Regions from separate parts of the Homo sapiens genome. Here region 2 is linked to region 1. A link is a contact called in ENCODE Hi-C or POLR2A ChIA-PET data. All regions are on one chromosome and are shown on one strand. The core of a region is the stretch at or near the end of the contact, and the rest is flanking DNA. Distances in the headings are between cores, read along the strand shown.

Region 1 (3,569 bases), core at 721-3,220:
CCTCAGCCTTCTGAGTAGCTGGGATTACAGGCGCATGCCACCATACTCAGCTAATTTTTGTATTTTTAGTAGAGACGAGGTTTCACCGTGTTGGACAGGATGGCCTTTATCTCCTGACCTTGTGATCTGCCCGCCTCAGCCTCTCAAAGTGTTGGGATTACAGGTGTGAGCCACCGCGCCCGGCCCAGAGCCCAGTCATTAAGGACCTTGTATGACAAGCCAAAACGTTCTTACCCTGAAGGTAAAAAAAAAATTTTACCCTGAAGGCAAAAGGGCCCTGAAGAATGTAAGAAAGTAAGTGGTATGATTATATTTGTAATTTAGAAATCCCATTCTGGCAGCCAGTGTGAAGGATGGTCTGGGGTCAGGAATGGATAAGGGAAAGATGGCGGCCGAAACGTCCATCTGGAGGCTGTTGCTGAGATGTAGACATGGGATACAGATTCACCAGGGCAGGAGCCGTGAAGGAGAGAAGCGAGCTGAGGAGGTGAGGAATGGGAGGAGGTGGGGACAGTAGAGTTTGCTTAGGTGACTGGCTTGTTGGAGGTGAGTCCTTGAGTTAAGGAATGAGGAAAAGACTAGCTTTAGATGAGGATAGGGATGGAGATGGGGTGTGGGAAAGAACATTTCAACACTGGTAGGCTTATTCCTTTCTCTAAAGGAAAAAATATGTCAGTAACAATATTGCAAGTTTCCCTAACTGCTCCTTCTCTCTCACCTCTAAGTCATTGTGCAGCCTGTTTATTTCAAATATCAAGACTCATATACATCAACTTCCTGTATTCAAACATAGTAGCTTCCACCAATCACTGCAGGGAGTTAGTTCATTCGTTAAATACATCATTAAAAATACTTATAATGCACCAATGACTTGCAAGGTACTGTGATTGGGGGGACTGATAAGTTAACAAGACATAACTGACCCTTCCCTCATACAGATTACATTCTAGCAGGAGCCAAAAAAGACATTAACCATCCGATTATAAATCATTTAGTTATATGATGTCGCAAAGGTTCTGTAAAAATATAGGGTAGAATGAGGCAAAGAACAAGGCGGGTAGGGGGACTCAGGTTCCTAAATAGGTTTTAGTAGATCTGTGACCTCCCTGAAATCTGTAAAATTTTGTCTGTGTCTGTATACATTTAATGGGGTGGTGGGGAGGTGGGGGTGTGCGGCAGGGATAGGAAGCACAGATTCCATGCTCAAGAGTCTGTGAATCCTAAGAGATTAAGAACCGGCCGGGCGTGGTGGCTTACGCCTGTAATCCCAGCACTTAGGGAGGCCGAGGCGGGCAGATCACCTGAGGTCGGGAGCTCGAGACCAGCCTGACCAACATGGAGAAACCCCGTCTCTACTAAAAATACAAAATTAGCCGGGCATGGTGGCACATGCCTGTGATCCCAGCTACTCGGGAGGCTGAGGCAGGAGAATCGCTTGAACCCGGGAGGCGGAGTTTGCAGTGAGCCGAGATCGCGCCATTGCACTCCAGCCTGGACAACAAGAGCGAAACTCCGTCTCAAATAAAAGAAAAAAAAAAAGGGAGAGATTAAGAACCACTCTACCCTTCATGTCCATTTGGGCGCTATTTATATACAAACCTTTTCCGCGTGGGAAGGCAGGGAGGGATAGAGGGAGAAGCCAGTAGCTTGGCGGTCTACTGAGAACGACCCCAGCTTTAGGCTTACAGACATCAAAAGTAATCACTCTTCTATATGAGAAAAGACAACACGCTCATTAATTTTTTAAAACGTAGTTACTTAAAAAGATTGGGAGATTTTCTATTCCTCTATCAATGGGGATTTCCAGGCACGTGCCCCACCCAAGGCCCACGCCCAGAGCGCCCGAGTGGCAGGACAACGCCCGCTGACATCTTCCCGTCCCGACGGCACAGGCTACTCCGAGCTCCGCCTTTTAGATTGCACCGAGAGAAGCCAGCTACAGCTTGGAGTCCAGGCCGGGTTTTCAAGCATCAAGACGGAAGTAACAGCGGAAAGGAAGTTCCAAGGCCCGCGCTGGGAAAAAGGTGGGGGGACCAGGGGAAGACTCGGAGTGCGATGGCGGCGCAAATTCCAATTGTGGCCACCACTTCCACTCCCGGAATAGTCCGGAACAGCAAGAAGAGGCCGGCCAGCCCTTCCCACAATGGCAGCAGCGGCGGGGGCTATGGCGCCAGTAAGAAGAAAAAAGCGTCCGCTTCCAGCTTTGCGCAGGTACGCAGTCGCGCTCCCAGGCTGCGCGTGCGCGTCGCGAAACGGGACTTGGCGGGGCGGAGCCGAGCCAGGGCGCGTGCGTAATGTGGGGCGCTGCGCGTGCGGTCTCCGTTGGGGTTGAAAGACGCTGCCCCGCGGAGTGAATGACTACTCTTTCCCTTCGTTTGGACACATGGGCTTACAACGCCTTGTGTTGTAAGGAGAGAAGAAGAAGTAGGGAGGTTATTACTGACTTAGTATTAATAGAAGGACTGCCTCTTCCCCTCGAGGTCGCCTTTAGCATGAGGTTCAGGACTAATGAGTGTCAGTCATTCAGAAATTTGCGTGTCTTCCCCTCGTCCATTCTGCAGACATCTACCCAGTGTCTTTGAGGCGCATAGCGCTGTAATGTCCTGCATGGATGAATACAAGATGTATTGATAAGTATGCTTTCTCTCATCCTGAGAAAAGTGCTTTTTTGACCCTGGGTTTCCCAATCCAAAGGCAGGTTTGGTCTTAACTCATGGGCTTGTTAAGGTTATGAAGTAATGAGTGTAAAGGCACTGAGCTCAGCGCCTGGCTCAGACGTCAGGGCCTCTGAACAATCTAGGTTCCGTAATTCCAGCAATGAATTTTCAGCAGGGAGTGGCTTGATTAGTGTTTTCTCTGGCTCCTGCATTTTATTCAAAGCAAAAAAGCAGAGATAGAGTGTGTTACTTTGTGCTCCTCAGCATATGGTGTGACACCACCGTTCACCCAGTCAGTCAGTGGCTGTTCTAGAAATCTTGTTCCTTCTTCTGTAGGTGATTGGTAGTGCTTTTTATTTTAACCTTTTAATATTAAATACTTTGCTATAGTAAGATTTACACAGAGTACAATGCACAAATTTTCAAGAATACTGGCTGAACCACAGATCTTCAAGAATCCTGTCTCACGCCTGTATCCCAGCACTTTGAGAGGCCAAGGTGAGAGGATTGCTTGAGGACAGGAGTTCGAGACCTGCTCCCCAACCCCCATCCAAATTTACAAATAGCTGGGCGTGATGGTGCACGCCTTTAGTCCCAACTACAAGAGCATCACTTAAGCCCAAGATTTCAAGGTTACAGCGAGCTATGATCGTGCCATTGCAGTCCAGCTTGGGCAACAGAGTGAGCCTATCGCAAACAAAACAAAACAAAACAAAACTACAGATCCAGTGCCCTTTTACATTTGTATACACCTATGGCCACTGCCTGGATCAAGATAGCATTTCTAAGAGCAGGTGACATTTTCCTGTCAGTACTGTCTTTCCTTCCTAACAGTTACCCACTGTTCAGCCACCCTTCACAATAGACTGACTTTGGGTTGGAACATAATATAAATGGAATAATACAGGACAA
Region 2 (3,569 bases), core at 737-3,236, 390 kb after region 1:
TTTTGCAATCTACCCATCTGACAACGGTCTAATATTCAGAATTTACACGGAACTTAAATATATTTACAAGAAAGAAAAAACCCCATTAGAAAGTGGGCAAAGAATATGAACAGATACTTCTCAAAAGAAGACATTTACACAGCCAACAAACATATGAAAAAAAAAAAAAGCTCAACATCACTGATCATTAGAGAAATGCAAATCAAAACCACAATGAGATGCCATCTCACACAGTCAGAATAGTGATTATTAAAAAGTCAGGAAACAATAGATGCTGGCGAGGCTGTGGAGAAATAGGAATGTTTTTACACTGTTGGTGGGAATGTAAATTACTTCAACCATTGTGGAGGACAGTATGATGATTTCTGAAGGATCTAGAATCAGAAAAACCATTTGACCCAGCAATCCCATTACTGAGTATATACCCAAAGGAATATAAATCATTCTGCTATAAAGACACATGCACACATATGTTTACTGCAGCACTGTTTACAATAGCAAAGACATGGAACCAACCCAAATGCCCATCAATGACAGACTGGATAAAGAAAATGTGGTACATATATACCATGGAACACTATGCAGCCATAAAAAGGAATGAGATCATGTCCTTTGCAGGGATGTGGATAAAGCTGGAAGCCATCTTCCTCAGCGAACTAACACAGGAACAGAAAACCAAACACTGCATGTTCTCACTCAAAGTGGGAAGTGAACAGTGAGAACACATGGACACAGGGAGGGGAACATCATACACTGGGGCCTGTTTGGGTGTTGTGGGTGAGGGGAGGGAACTTAGAGGACTGGTCAATAGGTGCAGCAAACCATCATGGCACACATATACCTATGTAACAAACCTGTACGTTCTGCACATGTATCCCTTTTTTTTTTTAGAAGAAGACAAAAAAGGTCAATTCAACAGGATGACTTAACACTCGTAAATACATAAATACATATACATCTAGTAATAGAGCACTAAAATACAAGAAACAAAAATGGAGAGAATTAAAGGGAAAAATGGACAATTCCATGATCAATGCAGGAAAATTCAACAGACTCTGCAGCAAATGTTAGAACTGGACAACAAAAAAATCCATAAAATACAGATCTGTTTACTCTGACACTGGTATTAGGTAAGTAAAAAAACGCACATAGAAGATCTGAATAATACCATCAAACACCTTGATCTAACTGATATTTCTAAAACACTATACAACCAACTACTGCAGAATACACATTCTTTTCAAGTGCATGTGGTCCGCTGACCAAAAAAGACTACATCCTGGGCCATAAAGCCAAGATCAGAACAAGGATGAAAACCACTCCTTACTGCTATTTTTTACTGCTTCTCTTAAAAAGCAAAGCAAACAAACAAAAAACCCAACAAAGTAAAGCAATTCTTATTTCCCAAAAGAAGGTGAGAGGTGATGAGTACTTAGATGACAGGTGCTCAACAAATGCTCATACATTGCTAAACAAATAAATGAATAAACATGATTACATTTTACAGTCATACAAACAGCCTTAGAAAACCCAACATTAAGGGTAATTGTTGAGTGAGAATATTCAAATATTCAACAATGTTCTTGAAAAACACCTTAGGATTTATTCAAATCTACATTTAGGGATTTAATTATGATTGCTCAAATACTTTATTCTATTCTACTTAGGTTGCTTCCTTTTGAAACCACTTTTGTGGCATTCCTATTAATCTGATTTTAAGGCTAAAACACTGAAGTCCCTAAGGAAAGCAGAAAGCTCAAACTCAATTTCCATAGCAACTCTAAATCTATCACACTATATTTATATATGGGCGTTTGATTTAAATACATGAATGTATGTGAATCTGCAATGTGTCTTAGCTGTCGTTGCTATAGTAACTACATAACTTTGAATTTCCTTTTATGTTTAGTAAGTGTTCACACATAAAAACCAATCCCCACCAACAGCTATCTTGAGTTGCAGATATGGCTCATAGCAATAAATTTACAAACATCATGATTCACAATGATGCATGTACTTATATATCTATCATTGTGAAAATGTGTATTTTAATACATGCCCCTGGTTGGTAGATTAAAACCAATTCAAGATGCAACTCCTCAGAATGTAGACAATAAAACTTACCAAGCAGCCATTTACCCTTAGGTGACAGCCTCTGCTTATGCAGTAAGCTTGTTACAGTAAAGTCCCCAACGACACACAGAGAAGCCACAGCCAAACTATTCTAAGGCTTCTCTGAATCATAAAGAAAAGCTTTTATCTGTATCAAAATGGTTGAAAAATCTAGCATGTTCTTAAAAAAACAGGATGCACCAAGTATTTAGAATGTATCTATTTTATACATAAGCAATCTCTGGTGCATGCTTATATAAGTAGTCTGTACAATGTAAAAGCACAATTTTTTTTCTTGCTAATGTAGACTGAGTCCTTTCATGGTGACAATCTACTCCAGGATCACTTTTTCCACTCTAATCTGGTCCCTCTGTCATACAAAATGTTTGGGAGCTGCCACTTACTGCTCTTACTGTATAATAGTTAGGACATAAGCTAATTTTAATATTGGCCTAAGGAAATTTTGGGGGAGAGATAAATCCACTAAAAAAATAAATCAAGTATTCCAAACTCAAAATAAAAAAAAATTAAGGACTATCACCTGTTTTTGATGATACCAGCCACTGCTTACGTCCACTAATGCAGATAATTAAGAAATGACCAAGGCTTAGAGGTGGGAACAAAATTACTGCTACATGTTAGTGACCTGGCAACACTGTGATATAAATGTGATACAGATATGTGAATTTTCCAGACCGCTGACCATCACCTTTCATTTGCTCTAAATTTCAGATGAACAAAAGCAGACTGTGTATAAAGAGAACGGCTTTGAGTGACTCCCACAAGCAGGGGTGCCAGTTTAGATAATGTAAAAATAGAGCTCATGAGGGAAATAAATCAGGGTCAATATTACAGAGAATTATGACAATTCTAAGAATTGTAAGGGACCTATGAGAGTATTGATGACTGCCTGCTGGTGTCATACATATACTAAAGACTACTGAGAGGCAATGGAACGATTTGATTTTGTAATAAAGATCCCAGGATACTATGAGGCTCTTTAGTAAGGTTTTAAGTTTTTTTTTTTAACTGAGGTTTGTACTTTCTATTGATACCTGTATATTCCTTGCCCTAATGAGCTATGTGCTAAGAAACCACATCCCCATCTTTATTACAATTATGTCTAAATTAAGAAAGAGCAAACACACTCTGGGTAAGTACCTCAGAAACTCATGAATGAAGACTAAGGTGCATACATTTTATAGCACCTATTCTGACTCTTGGAAGACATTTTGGCTTATATTATCTTGGCTGTATTCCCAATAACTGGATATGACTTCTAGAAAAAATGAGGTCTTAATGCATTTATAGGAGCCTTTCTCCTATCATGGCTTTTAATAATAACACTCTATATGTGATATACCCCCAGTATAGTTTTACTACCCTACAATGCCCAAAAATCAGAGCATATTTTATTAGAAAGGGAATGGCAGTTTGACTTCTGAAAATATCATTTC

What was found. A loop is a pair of places that touch in the nucleus more often than their neighbours do. ChIA-PET counts read pairs that join two places held with the same protein, here RNA polymerase II (POLR2A). Pooled maps may share reads with other maps.
Region 2: a pooled map shows a loop between it and region 1 (2.7-fold over the local background). The contact joins the enhancer-like site here to the promoter of INO80C in region 1. A Hi-C loop is called at or near these places in 1 of 168 maps with a recorded cell type or tissue (K562) and 5 of 50 pooled maps. POLR2A ChIA-PET finds 5 or more read pairs at or near these places in 1 of 52 experiments (activated T-cell).

What each region holds. Positions count from the first base shown.
Region 1 is chr18:35,496,361-35,499,929 of GRCh38, reverse strand. It overlaps INO80C (INO80 complex subunit C), which reads left to right and starts at 1,970. Exons shown (of 5, transcript NM_194281.4): 1 at 1,970-2,211. The coding sequence starts at 2,056. RefSeq lists enhancers at 1,793-2,062, 2,413-2,532, 2,803-2,952.
Region 2 is chr18:35,105,333-35,108,901 of GRCh38, reverse strand. All of the region lies in intron 4 of MAPRE2 (microtubule associated protein RP/EB family member 2), which reads right to left. Among named protein-coding and RNA genes, the nearest start is that of MAPRE2, 66 kb to the right of the region's middle. Within about 2 kb of position 1,986, at least 3 of the 41 ENCODE cell types and tissues checked have a DNase peak (open chromatin) inside an H3K27ac peak, as active enhancers do.